Regions from separate parts of the Mus musculus genome. Here region 2 is linked to region 1. Evidence: chromatin loops called from intact Hi-C (ENCODE). Cell type or tissue: left cerebral cortex. All regions are shown on one strand.

The links. Peaks named below come from ENCODE experiments on the same cell type or tissue, not always from the same donor. Only the 100,000 strongest peaks of a DNase experiment are listed, where the experiment ranks them.
Region 2: a loop joins it to region 1, with 3 times the contacts of the local background. A loop is called at or near these places in 2 of 42 quality-filtered maps.

What each region holds. Positions count from the first base shown.
Region 1 is chr11:56,147,209-56,151,208 of GRCm38, reverse strand. No RefSeq gene overlaps it. Among named protein-coding and RNA genes, the nearest start is that of Gm46260, 29 kb to the right of the region's middle. In left cerebral cortex, CTCF peaks have their summits at 2,055 (motif pointing left) and 3,473; a DNase peak (open chromatin) is centred at 2,051.
Region 2 is chr11:57,212,436-57,216,435 of GRCm38, reverse strand. The region is part of intron 5 of Gria1 (glutamate receptor, ionotropic, AMPA1 (alpha 1)); the gene reads right to left. Among named protein-coding and RNA genes, the nearest start is that of Gria1, 200 kb to the right of the region's middle. In left cerebral cortex, no CTCF peak of the experiment used is centred here; a DNase peak (open chromatin) is centred at 1,590.

The DNA.
Region 1 (4,000 bases):
CCTGCGCCCTCTCATTAACCCAATTTTCTTCCCTCTGATCTGCAACAAAACCATGACTAATTTCACTGCCCGGGCTCTGTGGGGAGGGCCTGCGTACCTGCCCCGGTTCCTAGGAACAAAAAGGCAATTAATCCACTGGGTGCCATTACTACTATGAAAAGGGAAGCCTATTGTTCATTATTTTTAGAAGCTGTTAAACTAACCTTTATGGAAAGGAAATTGGCCTTGGGGTAAAGAAATAAGCCCTGCCCATCCTGCTTTTCACCCACAGCCTGGCTTTAATCAGCATGAACTTACGCGAGTGTGCATGCATACATTCACAAAGACACACTTATACACACACACACATGTACACAACAGATATTTTTTTTTTACCTCCACAGCTTTAAGTAGCTCTAATTTCTGTAATACTTCTAGGATGCACTAAACAATTTGTCATCTGTTTAATCACAGAACACATTGAATGAGGTAACTCTCCAGAATAATTTAAAGTTATCTTTTTATTAGTATTTTGTTCTTTGGGCACCTATTACATGCACATAATGTGTTTTGATCAAATCCACTATATATTGCCTATCTTTAAATTCCTCATCTCTCACCCCACAGTTTCTCTTTAGCAACCTTACATGCTCTTTTATTAAAAAGTCCTGTATCTTCTTAGTGCTGCCTGGATGTTTATGGGTAGATGGCCATCCTCTGGAGCATAGGCATCCTCTCAGGGGCTGCACCATCCCTGGACAAAACCTTCTTCCCCAATAGCTGGGATTCTGACAGCTGCTGCCATGTTCTCTTTAGAACATCCTTGATTCACACACAATCGAGGTGCTCTATCTTGACACTTTATAATTTTCTTGGAGAGTTCTCCTGGGCTTCTTTTCTTTGTGTTAAGTTTCTCTCCAGACACTAACGCTTTTTAGAAATCTCAAGTTTTCTACATGTCTGCATGTGTTACTTCACCCTCAACCCCATGTAGAGTCTCTGTGACACAGGAATCAATCAAAGCCACCAAAAGTGTTTGAGCTCCTGTGGATAGCCCCCCAGCCACTAAGTTCTGCGGGAAATGTCAGGGTATTTCATCAACATAGTTGCCAATAATTCATCCCAACAACAGGTTGCATCCATTCCCTGGGATTAGCTTTGACTACAGCAAGCTCCAGGGAGGTGCTATATCCACTCTGGCTTCACTTGTCATGAGTCTGACAGGTTTCCTCCATACCACAAAGAAGCTATGAAAGAAACAGGCTGTCTTGGACAACAAGTCCCAGCTGGATCCTTGAAAAATGCCACTGGATTAACTCAGGCTACAACACAGGACACAGAGCTGGCTGAACCCACCGGCCTCCAGACTCAGGAAAAACAATGGTTGAGTCCAGCCACAGAGTTTTCAGGGCTGAGCATGTAGACAGTGCTTAGAGTGCTTTCATGAAAGAATCCCTACATTCCATCCTCAGCATCACATAAATGAGGTGTGATGGAACACACTTGTAATCCCTGTACTTAAGAGGTGGAGGCAGGAGGATCAGAAGTTCAAGGTTAACCCTGGCTGTATATATTGAGTTTGAGGCCAGCCTGGGATCCTTGAGGCACTGTCATAAGTAATAGGGGTTTATATAAAGGAACTCTGAGCATGCTTTATTCATACAGGGAAATGTCACTCCATGAATTGGTACCACAGATTTAATCCTTGACGCTGACATGTATTTATAATGGTTCAAATACTATCTTTCTCGTTCTCATGATTAGGACTATGTTGTGATTTCTTGATCACAGACTAGCTACATCTTCAGCATATAGTGGGAGCTTCTATTAGTCCTGGAAAAGCCAAATCTTCTCCCTTGTCTCAGCCCCACACCTCCCCACACACAGATGTCCTGATGTGGACTCTGCTGTCTACTTAGGCTTAGGAAGCCACTCCCACTTGTGATGTCAACTCTTCCTTCCCATCAGTTCTGAGGCTTCATATTCCAGCAAACTTCCCCTTGTTTCTCTCCTTTCTAAAACAATTCCCCAAGTTCATTTGGTACCATTCATATGCACATGGATGTGGAGCCATCTACTGGAGCATTTACCACCTACCAGGGACCACACCACTGAAGAAAACAATATGTTAAGGAGCTCACTCCTCCACTGTCTGCAGCACACAGCAGCAAGGATGCCTTTGACTGTCCATGCCTTTCCTCTGCACAAGTCTTAGCAGTTCTTATTTCATTATGAACAGAATCCACAGGCTGTTCCACGGGCCTCACCCATTACTGTTCTGATCTATCCCCCACCTCTCTCACTTTCTCTCCACTCCCCACCCATGGCTTTTCAATTGTGATCTCAGCCTGGCACATTCTATCCCCACCCAATTCCCATGTGACTCACACCCTACCCCTTCAAGACTCTGCTCAAAATGTTTCTTTCTCAGTAAGGTCCCCCTGGAACCATTCCATCTGTGATGACTGATCTTGACTTCAACTCACTCAATTGACAGATGAAGAGGAGACTCCAAATACCCACCCTGGGGAGTGTCTGTGAGTGCTTTCCCACAGATGGGAGAGAAACTGATGGGGAAAGGCCCACCATGACTGTGGGCAGCACCTATTCAACAGGCTGTTGAATATACAGAATAAACATGGGTAGGGGGAGATGGAGGGAGGGAGAGAGGGAGAAGAAGAGGAAAGGAGGGGATTGGAAGGGGGATATAGAGACAGAGACCAAGGAGATGGACAAAGACTGACACAGAGATACTGAGAGCCACCGCAAGTGCTGGCTGCACTCTGTCCCTGCGCCATGCTTACTGCTGCCATGTTTAGTCTTCAGACAGACTCCTTCAGCCTTTGAGCACACACTCTCACCAGGAACTCTTGAGGAAGTTTCTAGGCTTTGTACCTGGACTAAGGCTGAGTCACTGCACTCATTGTTCTGAGGCATCCAGGTTGTAGGGAATGGACAGCTATTAATTCTGTTTCTCCCTCATTATTTAAAAGAATAACGCCCCTCCGTGATCTTTAATCTTCTAATGCCACTCTTTATTTCAAAACTACGTTCACATTAGTTTTAACATCTACCTCTCCCAGCAGAGTGTGCCCTTTATGAAAACAGGGTTGGTTATGACTTTCAGAGACTATCTACCATCCAGAACAGAAGTCTCCATAAATATTGAACAAATGGATTAAACACTGCCTATTGGAAATAGTGAGATGGCTCAGTGGGAAAAGTGTTTGCTGAGATCCTGACTTCCATCTCCAAGAATCACATGGTAGAAGAAGAAACTTAACAAGAATTTGTGTGTTATCCAATTCATGTCAACACTTGACATTCTCTTGTTTTAAAACCCTGCCTCATAAAGCTCTTAGTACGTCATTCTAAGATACCTCGTTACTTGACATCTAGGATCTCCAATTCATCCTCCCTCCTTATATCTGTAGCTTCTAATACAACCCTTTTGACAATCTCATTCCCATCTAGGATCACACAGCTCCCTCTGCCTGCTGTGATCCGAGTATCTGTTTCTGACTTTACACAGCAGCCAAGAATAGTGTAGACTTTTGAAAAGATATCTATGAGCACTTAAGGATTAACATAGACAGAATGAATTAATTGATGCTGAAGAGATGGATCAGAAGTTTTTGTTCTTCCAGAGGATCCAAGTTCAGTTCACAAACCCTGAGTTGGCTGATTGCCACCACCTGTAACTCCAGTCTACAAGGGTTCTGGTGCCTCTCTTCTGGCCTCCATAGGCACTACACTTGTGTAGCACACACACACACACACACACACACACAGAGAGAGAGAGAGAGAGAGAGAGTTGTACAGTGATTAAAATCCTTTAAGAATATGTTGTTTTGAGGCCAGATAGTAGGTGGTAGTTAAGTTTCTTGGCATAACAAAATAAAATGTATGCCTTTCATCAAGCCTCCTGCAGTCTGTATTTTAAAAAGACACTAGGCATGTTTAAGAATTAAGTAGTCTACAATATAAAGAGTACACTCTGGGTGACCAAAAACTTGGATAT
Region 2 (4,000 bases), 1.1 Mb before region 1:
TTTCCAATTCAGCAAAACTCACTCAAAGTCAGGAAGCCTTGAACTTAAAAGAAAGCCTTGCATTTATATAATACACTCAACAATGAACAGTACTTTCATGTCCGTGGCCTCATTCCACTCCTTTATAAGGTGCAGCTTACTTGTCTTTTTGGCACACACAGAAACTAAGACAGAAAGGGAGGGTCAGTGCCCACAAAGCTGCTCACCGAGTTAGTGACAGGGAAGGGGTCAGAGCTAAGATCTTAGGTTAAATATTTCACTCCTTTCTCCAACCCCCCCACCCCCCGCCAAACTCATCACCAAACACACTATTTTGAGAATGTAGAGTGGATAAGCTCTGTCCCTTGTAGACCTTACATTCTGGTAGGGGAAATCACACTGTAGACAAGAAAACATAGCACACAATGCTGTGTAGCTGTGTGTGCTCTGTAGTAGTCATGTGTCTATGAAGAAGGAAAGTGGGTTTGTGGATGGGGAGAGAGATAGTCCAGATGACCTGCCTGTGGGGTCTCATTAGCAGAAGTAGAGTCCCATGTGTGAATTATGGAATACGTAGGCGGGGCACACTGAGCAAAGGCCTAGGGGGTAGGAGGTCGCTTGGAATGTTCCAGAAACAGTAAAGGAGCTGGTGTGACTGGAACGCATAGTGAGAAAGATTTCTGGTAGGAGATGAGGTCAGACAGGGGTGCAAGCTGGGTCACACACAGCTTGTGTTAACTTGTTTCTTTATATGTTTTATCCATTATAATCAGTACCGCGCTAGAGGATAATGAGCAGGGATTGTAAAAAACGCATGCGTGTTTGGCTCCATGGCTTAGGGAAAGTGTCCACTGACATAACAGAAATACTAGAAGAAAGAGCTGAGGAAGCGTGCCTGCAGTAGGGAAATCCACAGCTGGCAGCGGAGGACCGTGCACTGGACCTGGCTCTCCCTCAGGACCCTAGGTCTTGTCTGTAACAATTCCCAAAAGAATGGACTTAATGATTCCAAGGCCTCCCATTTCCACCAGTGCCTTTGACAGTCCATGACTCCTTTTAACTCTATTTTATAGAGGAGTTCAATCTCAGTTCAGTCTCACTCAGCCTTTGTCCTTGCTTCCGGTCTAGCAATGCCATTTCTATTCTTGACCCTTTTTCAGAGTCGGGATCCTAGCTAGCATAGCATCTCTCCAGAGAGCTCACTCCTGTCCCCTCATCTGAAGAACCAGTTCCTACCCCACAGCAGACACTGTTGGCCCTCTTTGTTTCCACTCCCCATTACACACTGCTATTCCATGCTATGTACTAACTGCAAACACCTGCCACCCCACCTGCATCTAGAGGAAGCCAGGCATGTTGGGCTCACATGCCTAGGGACAGCTGTGGAGTTAGTAGATGCCAGCCTACTATCCTCTGCTGGTGTCTAAGGTGGTGGACTGTTCCATACTGACATCCATAGGTAAAGTGAGGGGTGGGACTTCTTGAGGATGTGCCTCAGTGCCTCCCTTCTCTTTTTTACTGTGCATTGCTACTGTGTTTTCAGGATTAGAACCTAGTGCTTGCTTCTTCCTGAAGCCTTGCTTTGGGCCCTGCTTGTGTGAGAACGCCTGTTGGGTTTCCTCCAACACTCAGTCTGGCTCATTCCAATGTCGAGCCTACTGCTTCTCTGGAGCACCTGTCACCACTGACAGCGTCTTTCCTCATTGTTCTTTTTGTCCTCTCTCTTCCCATTGACATGCCAACCACTGAAGGTGGGAACAGTTTTAATTTCCATCTGGTTAACTAATGGGTCCTAGCACCTAGCATCTCCATAAATGCCCAGCCCAGGGCAGATGCCCAATCCTTTCTTGCCGTGAGAATGAATAACGCTAGATACTGTCCCTCAAGCAGGTGTGCCAATTAGCCAGGGGAAACATGACCAGCAGGCAACAGCTGCCAGTGAGTGATTTTAATCAGTTGAGATTAACTTGTACCAAAGCCACAGTTCAGAGTGACACAGAGGTAACTGGCTCATACAATGGTACCAGTCAGGATTTGGCTCTGCTACCCAACCAGCATTTGGTGGCGATATACCATGTAAGAGTACAGCCGTCTTGCCACTGGTTAAAAGCCAGCACACAGTTGGGAGATTTTCCCTACTCTTCAGAGACTTTTAAAAAGAACATCTTGTTCGCAAAATAGCGATTGAGAGAATGAAATGAAAATTATCTCCCGCGGTCAGATCCTGTCACTTGCAATCTGTAACAAGCTCCCGGGCATCCCTACTGACTTTCCCTCCCCAGCATAATGAAGGCCAAGTGGGATGGTGATTTGTTCAAAGAGAAACACAGCTCAGCTTTGTCACCAGCAAGCCTGATGACAATGTTAGTAGAGCCAATCCTGGGTCACACATAATCAAGCTGATGGGACTCTCCATCCCCACACTCATAACCCAGGAAAAGAACAGGTACACACTTCCTTTTGCAACAGTCACCACAAGAACCCAAACCAGGAAGTTACTTGGGGACCAATGTACATTCAGGAGCTGACATCTCCCTTCCAATGCAAGATTGCATGCTGGGAATCATAGCATTGACCCCTAGGACGTCCTAATCATGAAAGAGACTCATAGTTACTAGACTTGATTTCTCCACAATGCAGGAGCATAGACTTGGTCAATAGAGAAGTGTGGTCTTGATTAAGAAGGGAAATAAAGGCATTCACTCTTTGCATGCTAGGAAATTGTGAGATCCAGCTAACTCTCTTTCCCCAGTACGTCTACTAAATAGGTTTAATTAAATCATTTTCCAATTTCCTTTGCTATTTTATTAAAAACCCATGAGGGTACTATTTGGTAAGTTGTGCATTTTCTTTATCTATCTTATTCATACCATTATCTAATGTGTTTAAGGATGCCATGATGTTAATTACGGCTCTTTAAAAGTTTTCGCTATTAATCTTCATTGTCATGATTTTCTTCAAGCCGTGCTGCACATTTGATAACGTATCCCTAACTGCCGATTCCATTGTTCTAAATGCCATTGTTGTTGAAAAAGAATGACAAAGGCTACAGGTGTTTGCCTTTTCAAGTACTTGTCACCCAAAGTTAGGTCTTCTACCCTTTAACTGTCCCTTGAGTCCTGGCACCAGTTGCTTCTGTTTGAAGAGTGACTGTTATCTAAAGTGGCTTGGTGACACATGCCTGTAATCCCATTACTCAGAAGGTAGAGGTAGGAGGATCAAGAATTAAAGACCAGCCTTGGCTATATAGACATCTACTGCAGCCTGGGCCATGTGGGACTCTGGACAAAAGGTACTCCTGAGGCAGCCAGATTGCCTTGCCTCTGTGTGCTTCTTCAGAATCTACCTCTGTATCGCAGTAGCTTCCCCATGCATGATCAATGAACAAACAACATGGAAAGTATGTTCTGCCTTTTATCTTTATCCAGGGGCAGAGGCTGTGGCTAAGGAAGTGCATGCTTGAGGACGCTTCATAATCTGAGGGACGGGGTGCACATGAGGGTGCCTGTAGAATAGCTACCTGGAAGGACTGTCAATCCACAGCTCCAGGAAGGGAGCAGGCGATCCTGACTTTGACAAAATGTTAATGCCAATGAGTCAGGACTCAAGGTTAAATATATGAAAGTCATGAAGATAATTATCAGAAGAGTTAAACAAAAATAGCATAACCCCAGTCATTAAGGAGAGGCTGAGTAAGTTTGAGGGGTGATCTGAAATGTTCCATCATTGCAAACCTAATGGGAGCCACAGATGGCCATGGGTTGATGAGGCAGGAAAAAGAGGTGCAGGTGTGTAGACGTGTGGAAGACAAAGCCAGAGTAACGGAAGATGGGGAAGGTGCAACTTAATTCTTGCTTCAGATTGGTTTAGGCCCCAGGACCAGGGTTGGGAAAGAAAGAAAATGCAGGGTTTTGCTTGTTATATTTTAGACACTTCTGTCATAAACTTTTACCCTTTAAATGCCATTAGAAAATAACAACAAACCGTGAATAAAGCCAATGTGCTCTCTGGTTGGATGTCA